Regions from separate parts of the Homo sapiens genome. Here region 1 is linked to region 2. A link is a contact called in ENCODE Hi-C or POLR2A ChIA-PET data. All regions are on one chromosome and are shown on one strand. Each heading gives the region's core, a stretch centred on a gene start or an enhancer-like site at or near the end of the contact. The rest is flanking DNA. Distances are from core to core; before and after follow the strand shown.

What was found. Hi-C counts contacts between places; a loop is a spot of excess contacts on that map. ChIA-PET counts read pairs that join two places held with the same protein, here RNA polymerase II (POLR2A). Pooled maps may share reads with other maps.
Region 1: a loop to region 2 is called in a pooled map, with 4 times the contacts of the local background. The contact joins the enhancer-like site here to the promoter of PSMB2 in region 2. A Hi-C loop is called at or near these places in 6 of 50 pooled maps. POLR2A ChIA-PET finds 5 or more read pairs at or near these places in 2 of 52 experiments (activated CD4-positive, alpha-beta T cell and naive thymus-derived CD8-positive, alpha-beta T cell).

What each region holds. Positions count from the first base shown.
Region 1 is chr1:35,502,654-35,507,889 of GRCh38, reverse strand. KIAA0319L (KIAA0319 like) reads left to right here. Exons shown (of 21, transcript NM_024874.5): 3 at 755-1,278. Among named protein-coding and RNA genes, the nearest start is that of KIAA0319L, 52 kb to the left of the region's middle. RefSeq lists an enhancer at 625-674. Within about 2 kb of position 1,254, at least 11 of the 41 ENCODE cell types and tissues checked have a DNase peak (open chromatin) inside an H3K27ac peak, as active enhancers do.
Region 2 is chr1:35,638,817-35,643,848 of GRCh38, reverse strand. It overlaps PSMB2 (proteasome 20S subunit beta 2), which reads left to right and starts at 2,323. Exons shown (of 6, transcript NM_002794.5): 1 at 2,323-2,507. The coding sequence starts at 2,417. RefSeq lists enhancers at 1,418-2,382, 2,135-2,594, 2,383-3,348.

The DNA of each region.
Region 1 (5,236 bases), core at 5-2,504, 130 kb after region 2:
CATATTATTTAGGTTACCCATAGCATGTCACTGTTGTACTTAGGTTCCATTATTTCTTATCATGACATGACTTGTCATTAGGAAGTTCTTTCTAGCAGAATTGCTCTCGTGGTTAAAATTTTTGGTAATCTTGACTACCACTCTGGCTGATACTATGATATGCAAAACCATTTGACTTTGGCAAATGATTGGTTAAAGAATGAATGTGCCTATTAACTGCATGAGGTTCAGAGTACTCAGTCTGTGTTGCTGCCAGTTTGCTGGGGAAACTGTTCTTCTGGTCCCACAGTTCTCACATTGCTACCTGTTCTTCTGGTCCCACAGTTCTCACATTGTCCCTGAGAAATACCTTGGAGGTGAGTGGGAGGTCATCAGGTATTGGGACTCTGCCCTCTTCCTCCCAACTTGCCACTTCCCTGCATATGCTTCCACCAGAATACCTCTTTTTTTGTTTTTGTTTTTGTTTTTGTTTTCCTGTTTATGAAGTGACATTCTGTGTAAAAGGTCTCCATGGCAGGAACTCATTGAGAAGGAGAACAATTAATGAATGTGGAGCAGTATTTCTAGAACCTAAAATATCCGAAGACAAAAAACACTCTCTTTCACTTCCTTTGTTCCACTCACTAGATGGCTTTCTCACCCTCTTAAAAACTCGTCTTCAAAATAACCTCAAATGTTGGTTCTCAGGGCTCTTTATGGAGCAGTAGTCTCTGTTTTTATTTCATCTGAAAATGTTTTCATTCTTTGTTTTTAGATGCCAGTGAGAGCAGGTGCCAGCAGGGGAAGACACAATTTGGAGTTGGCCTGAGATCTGGGGGAGAAAATCACCTCTGGCTTCTTGAAGGAACCCCCTCTCTCCAGTCATGTTGGGCTGCCTGCTGCCAGGACTCTGCCTGCCATGTCTTTTGGTGGCTAGAAGGGATGTGCATTCAGGCAGACTGCAGCAGGCCCCAGAGCTGCCGGGCTTTTAGGACACACTCCTCCAATTCCATGCTGGTGTTTTTAAAAAAATTCCAAACTGCAGATGATTTGGGCTTTCTACCTGAAGATGATGTACCACATCTTCTGGGGCTAGGTTGGAACTGGGCATCTTGGAGGCAGAGCCCACCCAGAGCTGCACTCAGACCTGCTGTATCTTCCAGTGACCAGCAGAGCTTAATCAGGAAGCTTCAGAAGAGAGGTAGTCCCAGTGACGTAGTTACACCTATAGTGACACAGCATTCTAAAGTGAATGACTCCAACGAATTAGGTGGTCTGACTACCAGTGGCTCTGCAGAGGTAAGCATGCTATGAATAAGGAGCAGAGAAATGGTTAAATCTGCTCTTACATTTGGTATATATGAGCAATGAAGCTGATGCTTGCGGGCAGTGCTCATAGGCTGAGGAGTGTATATATAAAGCTGCTTGGTGTCAGCTTCTTTGGTGCTGCCCAGATGTACAAAGGGTAATTTGACCCTAGAGATGTTCATGCTATGTAGGTCTGACCATTGTTTTGGTAAATGCAGAAAGCTGCTCATTATCTAGTCTAAGCTGGTTCTTGGCTACAGGTAAGTACAGTTGTATGGCTGTTAGTATTCACCAACCATTCTGCAGTATTTTCTGCCAAATTGCAAAACAGTTGATTGATGTGGTTACAGTCAAGTTCTCCTCCATCTCTCGCCTGTAAACACATTCTTTATGAGGTAGTTTCTATTCCAGTCAGAATTAACCATGCTTGGTACTACAGATTAAGATCTGACCTGCTGGGCTGTGGAGCAGGATGTGGCCATTAGCCAAGAGGTCTCTGGAGTGAATTCTCACCAAGCTGTATATGCCAAGGGAGATACCACCAGTAGAGTTTATTCTGCTTATTATGTTTCTTCATTGTTGATCTCCTTGGGGAAATGATTAAAAGGAATGACTCACTCTCTGCTCAGTCTTCCTTGATTGCTGTGACTTATTTTTGTATTTGTTTTGTCCTAGTTGTCTCTATCAAGTTGAAGCCAGAGTGGGCTATGACATGCCAAGCGCTCTGTGTACTAATTGTTGCACTGTATCATTTTGTTTAATTTTCATAGCAATATTTCCAAGTAGGCATTATTAGCCCTGTTTACCTGGTGAGAAAACTGAGGCCCAGAGAGGTTAAACAGTTTGCCAGTGATCATGCAGCATAGCTAGAATTGGAACCCAGATTTAATATTAAGAAAAAAACTTTTTAGTGCAGTATTAGAGAACAATCCTAGATTTAATATGCCCATAAACATTTATGGCTACCTACTGTCAATGTCAGGCACTTTTCTAAGCCTTAGAGATACAAAGGTGAATAAGAATGGTTCATTCCCTCAGGGAGTTTATAATCTAGTGGAGACTGATACATGAAGATAGGTATTTACAGTGGTGTATAATTATTGCATTAACATACTTATGTACACAATGCAGTAAGAACACAAGAAGTGATTCACTTCAGCAGGCAAGTGGTGTGTATGTGCAGGTAAGACTTCTCCGAGATGTTTAACATTTCTTGAAGGATGTGTAGGATTGTACTGGGGTGGGGTTAATGGTGGTAAAAAAACATTCTGGACAGAGCCACAGTGTATGTAAAGGCTCGGTCATAGTCATTGTGTATTTACTTGCGAGGTACTATACTAAGCTGGATACTGGGAATATTACAATAAATAAGATGAATATCATTTCTGCCTTAACAAGGCTTATACTCTGGCAAGGAATATTACATTTCTAATAATTAAATTATTATAATAATTATAAGCTTGATGTGGGTAATGAGAGGGTAAATACAGAGTGCCGTGAAAGCATCCAACAGGCACCTAATACAAACTAAGGTGTCAGGTTAGGCCACTTTAAAGAAAGAAAGTTTAAGCTGATATTTGAAGTAGGAATTCGGAAAAGAAACAGGGAAAAAGAGTATTTCAGGCAGAGGAAATAACAATTTCAAAGTGTGTTAGGTGCCCTAGAATATGGCGAGCTCAAGAAATTGGGAGAGACTGGTGTTGCTGGGCAAACGGAGAAAGAGAGCTGGTGGTGAAAGAGAAGTCTTGAGAGGTATGCAGAACCTTGAGGCCTTATTAAAATACTGGTTTTTATCTGAAGATCAGTGGGAAACCATTAGGGAGTTTTAAGTAGGGAATGACATAATCAGATAGTGGCTATGTGGTGAGTAGACTGGAAAGGGCGAGAATATACAGTTGACCCTTGAACAGTGTAGGGGTTAGGAATGTCAACCCTTTGTGCAGTTGGAAATTTGCATAAACTTCAGAATCCCCCAGAATGTAGCTACTAAAAGCCTGCTGTTGACTGGAAGCCTTACCAATAAGATAAACAGTCGATTAACACATATTATGTATGTCATATGCATTATATACTGTATTCTTAAACTAGATAAAATGTTAAGAAAATTGGCTGGGTGTGATGGCTTATGCCTGTAATCCCAGCACTTTGGGAGGCCAAGGCGGGCGGATCACAAGGTCAGGAGATCGAGACCATTCTGGATAACACGGTGAAACCTTGTCTCTACTAAAAATACAAAAAGTTAGCCGGGCGTGGTGGCAGGCGCCTGTAGTCCCAGCTACTCGGGAGGCTGAGGGAGGAGAATGTCGTGAACCTGGGAGGTGGAGCTTGCAGTGAGCGAAGATTGCGCCACTGCACTCCAGCCTGGGCAACAGAGTAAGACTCTGTCTCAAAAAAAAAAAGGGAAGAAAATCATAAGGGGCTGGGCACGGCAGCTTATGCCTGTAATGTCAGCACTGGGGTAGGCTGAGGCAGGTGTATCAATTGAGGTCAGGAGTTCAAGACCAGCCTGGCCAACATGGTGAAACCCCGCCTCTACTAAAAATACAAAAATTAGCGAGGTGAGGTGGTGCACACCTGTAATCCCAGCTACTTGGGAGGCTGAGGCATGAGAATCGCTTGAACCCAGGAGGTGGAAGTTGCAGTGAGCCGAGATTGCACCACTGCACTCCAGCCTGGGCGACACAGCAAGACTCTGTCTCAAAAAAAAAAAAAAAAGAAAATCACAAGGGAAAATATACTTAGTATTCATTAAGTGGAAGTGGATCATCTTATAGGCATCCTTATTGTCTTCACGTTGAGTAGGCTGAGGAAGAGGAGTAGTTGGTCTTGCTGTCTCAGGCGGCAGAGGCACGAGAAAATTCACATATAAATGAACCTGCGCAGTTCAAGCCTGTGTTGTTTAAGGGCCAACTGTATATGGCCTGGTAAAATAGGAGGCTTTTCAGGCAAGAGAACCATTGTACTAAAAAAGGAGATTAAAGACAGGAAAAGGGATAAATAATGAATAATCCCTTAGAGCTGTGGTTCTCAAACTTTAGCATGCATCAGACTCACTTGAAGGCCTTGTTAAAAATAAATTGGTCTTTGTTTCTTGCTCTGAAGAGATGGAAATAAAAAAGATTGCCGGGCCCCAACTCCATAGTTTCTGACTCGGTAGGTCTGGAGTATGTTCTGAGAATTTGCATTTCCAGAAAGTTCCTGGAGTGTGCCAATGCTGCTGCCCAGGGACCAGAACCACTGCCTTATAGGGCAGGAAGGTTAGAATACTGAGCACAGAGTACAGTATTAGTCTTAAGCAGGATACTTCCTTCATTGTGACAGAGAGAAAGGATTGGGTAGGACACAGCTAGGGTGGGTTTATATACTGGGTAGAAGGAAATTGTTGTAGTTCTCATCTCTTTCTTGTTTTTTCTTAAGTGTGATAGATCATTTATGGATAGTAGAAACAGAGGTAGAGGTAGATGGGATTGGGGGGAGTGGGTAATAGACAGGAAAATCAGAGGTTTAGAGAGTGGGGTAAAGGTCTAAAATAGCCATCGTGAAGGATAGAAGATGGCAAACTAGGTAAGAAAATAGAAATATTGCTGGGTAGCCTTGAAGATGGAGATCATGCATTTATAACAGTGGTACTGATCTTTAAGTTGTGTGATTCTCCTCAGTAGCTCTCAGCAACTCTGTCAAGAAAAGCCTGATAATTTGATTCATCCAAGATAGGAACTTTGCTAGGTAGTTTGTACAGAAGGAAAATGAGGTATGGAAATCGAGGTTGTTGTAAAAAGAGTGATGAGAGATAGTATGAGAAAGTATAAAAAGAGGCAAAGATAGCAAGGCGCTACAGAAGTAGACAAGTTTGGCATTTAGTGGTTACCATGATGGGAAGCAGATGTCAGAGGAATGGGTAATTGTGAGTGCTGGAAGGATAGGAGGCGGTGGTCAGAGTATGTAATAT
Region 2 (5,032 bases), core at 1,074-3,573:
TTAGATTCATCTCATTCTTTTTATGGGTGCACAATATTCCACTATGACTGTACTACATTTTTTTTTTTTTTGAGACAGAGTTTTGCCCTTGTTGCCCAGGCTGGAGTGCAGTGGCACGATCTCAGCTCACTGTAACCTCTGTCTCCCAGGTTCAAGCGATTCTCCTGCCTCAACCTCTTGAAGTGGCTGGGATTACAGGCGCCTGCCACCTCGCCCGGCTAATTTTTTGTATTTAGTAGAGACCGGGTTTCACCATGTTGGTCAGGCTGGTCTCGAACTCCTCACCTCACGTGATCCACCTACCTTGGCCTTCCAAAGTGATGGGATTACAGGCATGAGCCACCACACCCGGCCCAACAATGTCTCCACTTTTAGACACGTAAGTTGGTCCTCTTTTGTGTTGTAGTGCTGCAACACTAAATATCTCTCTCTCTTTTTTTTTTTTTTTTGAGAGAGAGTCTTGCTCTGTTGCCCAGGCTGGAGTGTAATGGTGTGATCTTGGCTCACTGCAACCTCTGCCTCCCGGGTTCAAGCGATTCTCTTGCCTTGGCCTCCCCAGTAGCTGGGATTACAGGTGCCGCACCACCACGCCCAGCTAATTTTGGTATTTTTAGTAGAGACGGGGTTTCATCATGTTGGCCAGGCTGGTCTCGAACTCCTGAACTCGTGATCCGCTCGTCTTGGCCTCCCAAAGTGCTAGGATTACTGGCGTGAGCCACTGCCCCTGGCAACACTGAGTATCTCGGTACACAAATATTTGGACTGTGTGTCCAAACATTTCTTTTGGACATATTCAAAAGGTTATGCATATTTAACAGATATTAAAATTGTTCTCTATAAAAAGGTTGTACAACTTAGAACCTTACCCCCAATTTATACTTTCTCATTGTTTCTTATTTCCCATTTTCCTAATTACCATCAAGGTTGAGGATCTTTTCATGTTTATTGGCCATTCGTGTTGCTTCTTTTGTGAATTGTTTTTCTTAGTCTTTGGTCTTTTTTTATTTTTTATTTTTTTTTTTGAGATGGAGTCTCTCTGTTGCACAGGCTGGAGTGGAGGGGCGCTATCTCGGCTCACTGCAATCTCCGCCTCCTAGGTTCAAGCAATTCTCCTGCTTCAGCCTCCGGAGTAGTACAGGCGCCTGCCACCACGCCCAACTAATTTTTTGTATTTTTAGTAGGGACGGGGTTTCACCATATTGGCCAGGCTGTTCTCGAACTCCCGACCTCTTGATCCGCCCCCGTGCCCTGCCGGGTCTTTTAAAAATGGTATTGTCTCACCCGGCTCCCCTCCCATTGGTTTGTAGGAATATCTTTTAAGTTATAGATATTAACTTTTTCCTTTCTTCTGTCTATAAGGTCCAAAATAGTAACTATTTCTACAATTGAAACATTCCCAATTTACATTTACTGTTGAGCATGATAATGACTTTCACCACATAGAGACGTGTAATTTTAGGTAGTCAAATCTGTCAAGTCTTTTCTCATATTGCTTCTGGGTTCCCTGTCAAGCTTAGAAACACATCTCTTCCAAAAATTACAGAAATATTTTTCTACTTTTTCTTCCATGTTTGTATCTCTCTCCCTCTCTTTTTTTTTTTTTTTTTTTTTTTTTTTTTTTTTTTTTTTTTTTTGAGACGGAGTTTCGCTTTTGTTGCCCAGGCTGGAGTGCTCACCGCAACCTCCGCCTCCAGGGATCAAGCGATTCTCTGTCTCAGCCTCCAGAGTAGCTGGGATTACAGGCATGCGCCACCACGCCCAGCTAATTTTGTATTTTTAGTAGAGACGGGGTTTCTCCATATTGGTCAGGCTGGTCTCGAACTCCCAAGCTCAGGTGATCCGCCTGCCTTGGCCTCCCAAAGTGCTGGGATTACAGGCGTGAGCCACTGCGCCCGGCCATGCTTATATCTTTAATCCAACCATATACTATTTTTGTGAAGGATGGAAGTAAGGCTCCCCTCAAGTTAATTTTTCTCCAATCTGGCTTGCAGGAAAGGGGTTTCTGGGGAGATTTTACCGAGCAACGTAGGGAAACGGCTGCCTGGCTACCTACCCCTTTTTGACACCCACACGTGCTCGGCACCTTACATACACTGCGTGATTTTATCCTAAAGCCACTTTTAAAATCTTAGTGTGTAAACAGAGAAACTGGGCGTCACATAAGGCAAGTGACCTGCACAGCCTGCTCCGGAGGAGACCCGTACGATCCCAGAGACAAGCACTGAACATAAGGCACCCGGCGCCGCGCCCGCTTTGCAACCTCTCGCGACAGTTGTACGTCATCCGAGAGCGCCGTGGAAGTCGTGCTGCAGGCGTCGCGCCAATCTTCGCTCTGAGGTGCTGTCTCACCGGTGAGACCTGGAAGCGGGCGAGTCTCGTGCTGTGTCGGACCTGCAGCCCCTGGCCTTCCGCCACCATGGAGTACCTCATCGGTATCCAAGGCCCCGACTATGTTCTTGTCGCCTCCGACCGGGTGGCCGCCAGCAATATTGTCCAGATGAAGGACGGTGAGAGGAAGCAGGGGAGGCCCGGCCAGGCCTGGGGTGTAGGAGCGGCCAGAAGGAGTTTGTCGGGGGTTGAATAAGTACCAGGGAGGATCTGAGAGATGGAAGCCGGCCTGCCCTGCCCGTACTTATTTTATTTATTTATTTATTTTTTCGAGAGGGGTTTCGCTCTTGTTGTCCAGGCCGGAGTGCAATGGCGCGATCTCGGCTTAGCACAGTCTTTGTCTCCCGGGTTCAAGCGATTCTCGTGCCTCAGCCTCCCGAGTAGCTGGGAACAGATATGCGCCACCACGCCTGGCTAATTTTTGTATTATTAGTAGAGATGTGGATTTCTCCATATTGGTCAGGCTGGTCTCGAACTCCCGACCTCAGGAGATCCGCCCGTCTCGGCCTTCCAAAGTGCTGGGATTACAGGCGAAACAGGCAGACAGGTCTGGGACCTTGGCATTTGCTCCTCCAGGGCTCCTGGGTCAGTGCTCTGCTCTGGCCTTCGCTAAATGCTTCTTGCTTGGTGAGAGTTGCCTAAAGGGAATCAGTTTATAAATGTTTAAGCGCCTGCCCAGAGCCTGGCTCTCTAGATCCCCGAATCTCTGATAAGTTTCCTGGTGTCGCTAGTAATGAGGTTAGTTTGTTGGCGGCATAAGGTGGGATCCTGAGGAGAGTGAGACTGTGGGACTGGCTCTCTAGATCCCCGAATCTCTGATAAGTTTCCTGGTGTCGCTAGTAATGAGGTTAGTTTGTTGGCGGCATAAGGTGGGATCCTGGGGAGAGTGAGACTGTGGGACCAGAAGCTTGGCATTTTCCTTCTTCCCGTGGCTCCCGATTCTTCTTTTCCAGTTTTCCAGAGCAATGGCTGCCAGGTTTTCCTTATATTTAAGTAGTTAATGGAGTTAAGAGATTGGAGCCCTGTCATTTATTTGCCTTATGAGTTTGTATAAGTTATTTTGCAGTGCCCAGATTTCCTCATCTTTAAGATTAGCAATACCAAACTCACAAACTTGTCGGGAGGATTTAGTAAATGAGTTATGTGCAAATCCTTAGCACTAGGCAGGTACTTAATAATACTAAGTGTACGTAGGTGCCCAAACATATTTGTCAAATGACCATTAAGTCATCTGAACCAAAGCTTAATACTTTTTCAACAGTAGCACGTCTTTGATCAGTTAAGGAAAACAAACTTAGATTCTGCAGAAAAACAACCAAAATCTTCTTAAAATTATGTATTGAGTAATTTAGTATAGATAGTATAGTATAGTATAGTATAGTATAGTATAGTATAGTATATTATAGTACTTAGGGGCAAAATGTCTGGACTCACTGCATAGGTTGAACCCAGGTTCTGCCACTTGTGACCTTAAGCAAATTTCTCTAACTCCGTGCCCTAGAGCTAACATCTATAAGGTGGTAATGTAATAGCACCTATCTCAAAAGGTTAATGAATTAATGTAAATCACTTAACATAGCACCTTATACTTTATGAAATTCTATGATTAGTTTGTAGAAGTTTTGTTTGTAAGCCAGTCCTTCCAAAGGAGTGAATTTGTTTTGAGAGTAAATTTGTCCATTATTTTGAATACTAAGGTCTTTGACAAGCAAGTGATTTTAACATTAAGTCATGTCTAGGTAGAACAATAATCATTATCTTTACAGGTCTTTTGTTTCATCCCAAATGTATGTGAAATCACATTGAAAAGTAGAATGTGCTTTAAGCCTACTTATGTACACAGTACTTTTAGTCATTATAGGGGATGCAGTATATTACTTATAACCCATAGAAGAGTCCAAGACATTAAGAAAACAAGGAAATAAATGCTGCAAGATGATTTTATATAATAAAAGAAGTATTACTAGTTAGTAGTAGGTTGGTTTTTAAATTAATGAGTTCAAGAGCAAATCCTAAGAGTAATAAAAGAAAGATAACTATGGTATGGGAGAAAGATGAATTTGAGTTAGTTCTTGAAAAATAATTGGAAATAGTTGCACTCTGCACATTCCAATTTTCCCTATAGTCTTTTCTGGTATAAAACAAATTATAATAGAAATTTTAGTATTGTATGATGACTTTTTTATTTATTTTATTTATTTATTTTTGAGACAGAGTCTCGCTCTGTCACCCAGGCTGGAGTGCAATGGCGCGATCTCGGCTCACTGCAACCTCCACCTCCTGGGTTCAAGCGATTCTCCTGCCTCGGCCTTCCAAGTAGCTGGGATTACAGGCGCCCGTCACCATGCCCAGCTAATTTTTGTATTTTTAGTAGAAACGGGGTTTCACCAGTTTGGCCAGGCTGGTCTCAAACTCCTGACCTCAGGTGATCCACCTGCCTCCGCCTCCCAAAGTGCTGGGATTACAGGCGTGAGCCACCGTGCCCAGCCGTCTGATGACTTTTTTCTAATCATTCATTTCACGATGGAGCTTGTTTAGAGTAGGCAAGAATGCTGAAAAAATAGTAACCTTCTGGGACTCCTTTCTCCAAGTATAAAATGATAATACAACTTCCAATCAATTGTCCAGTATGTCACTTTGTAAA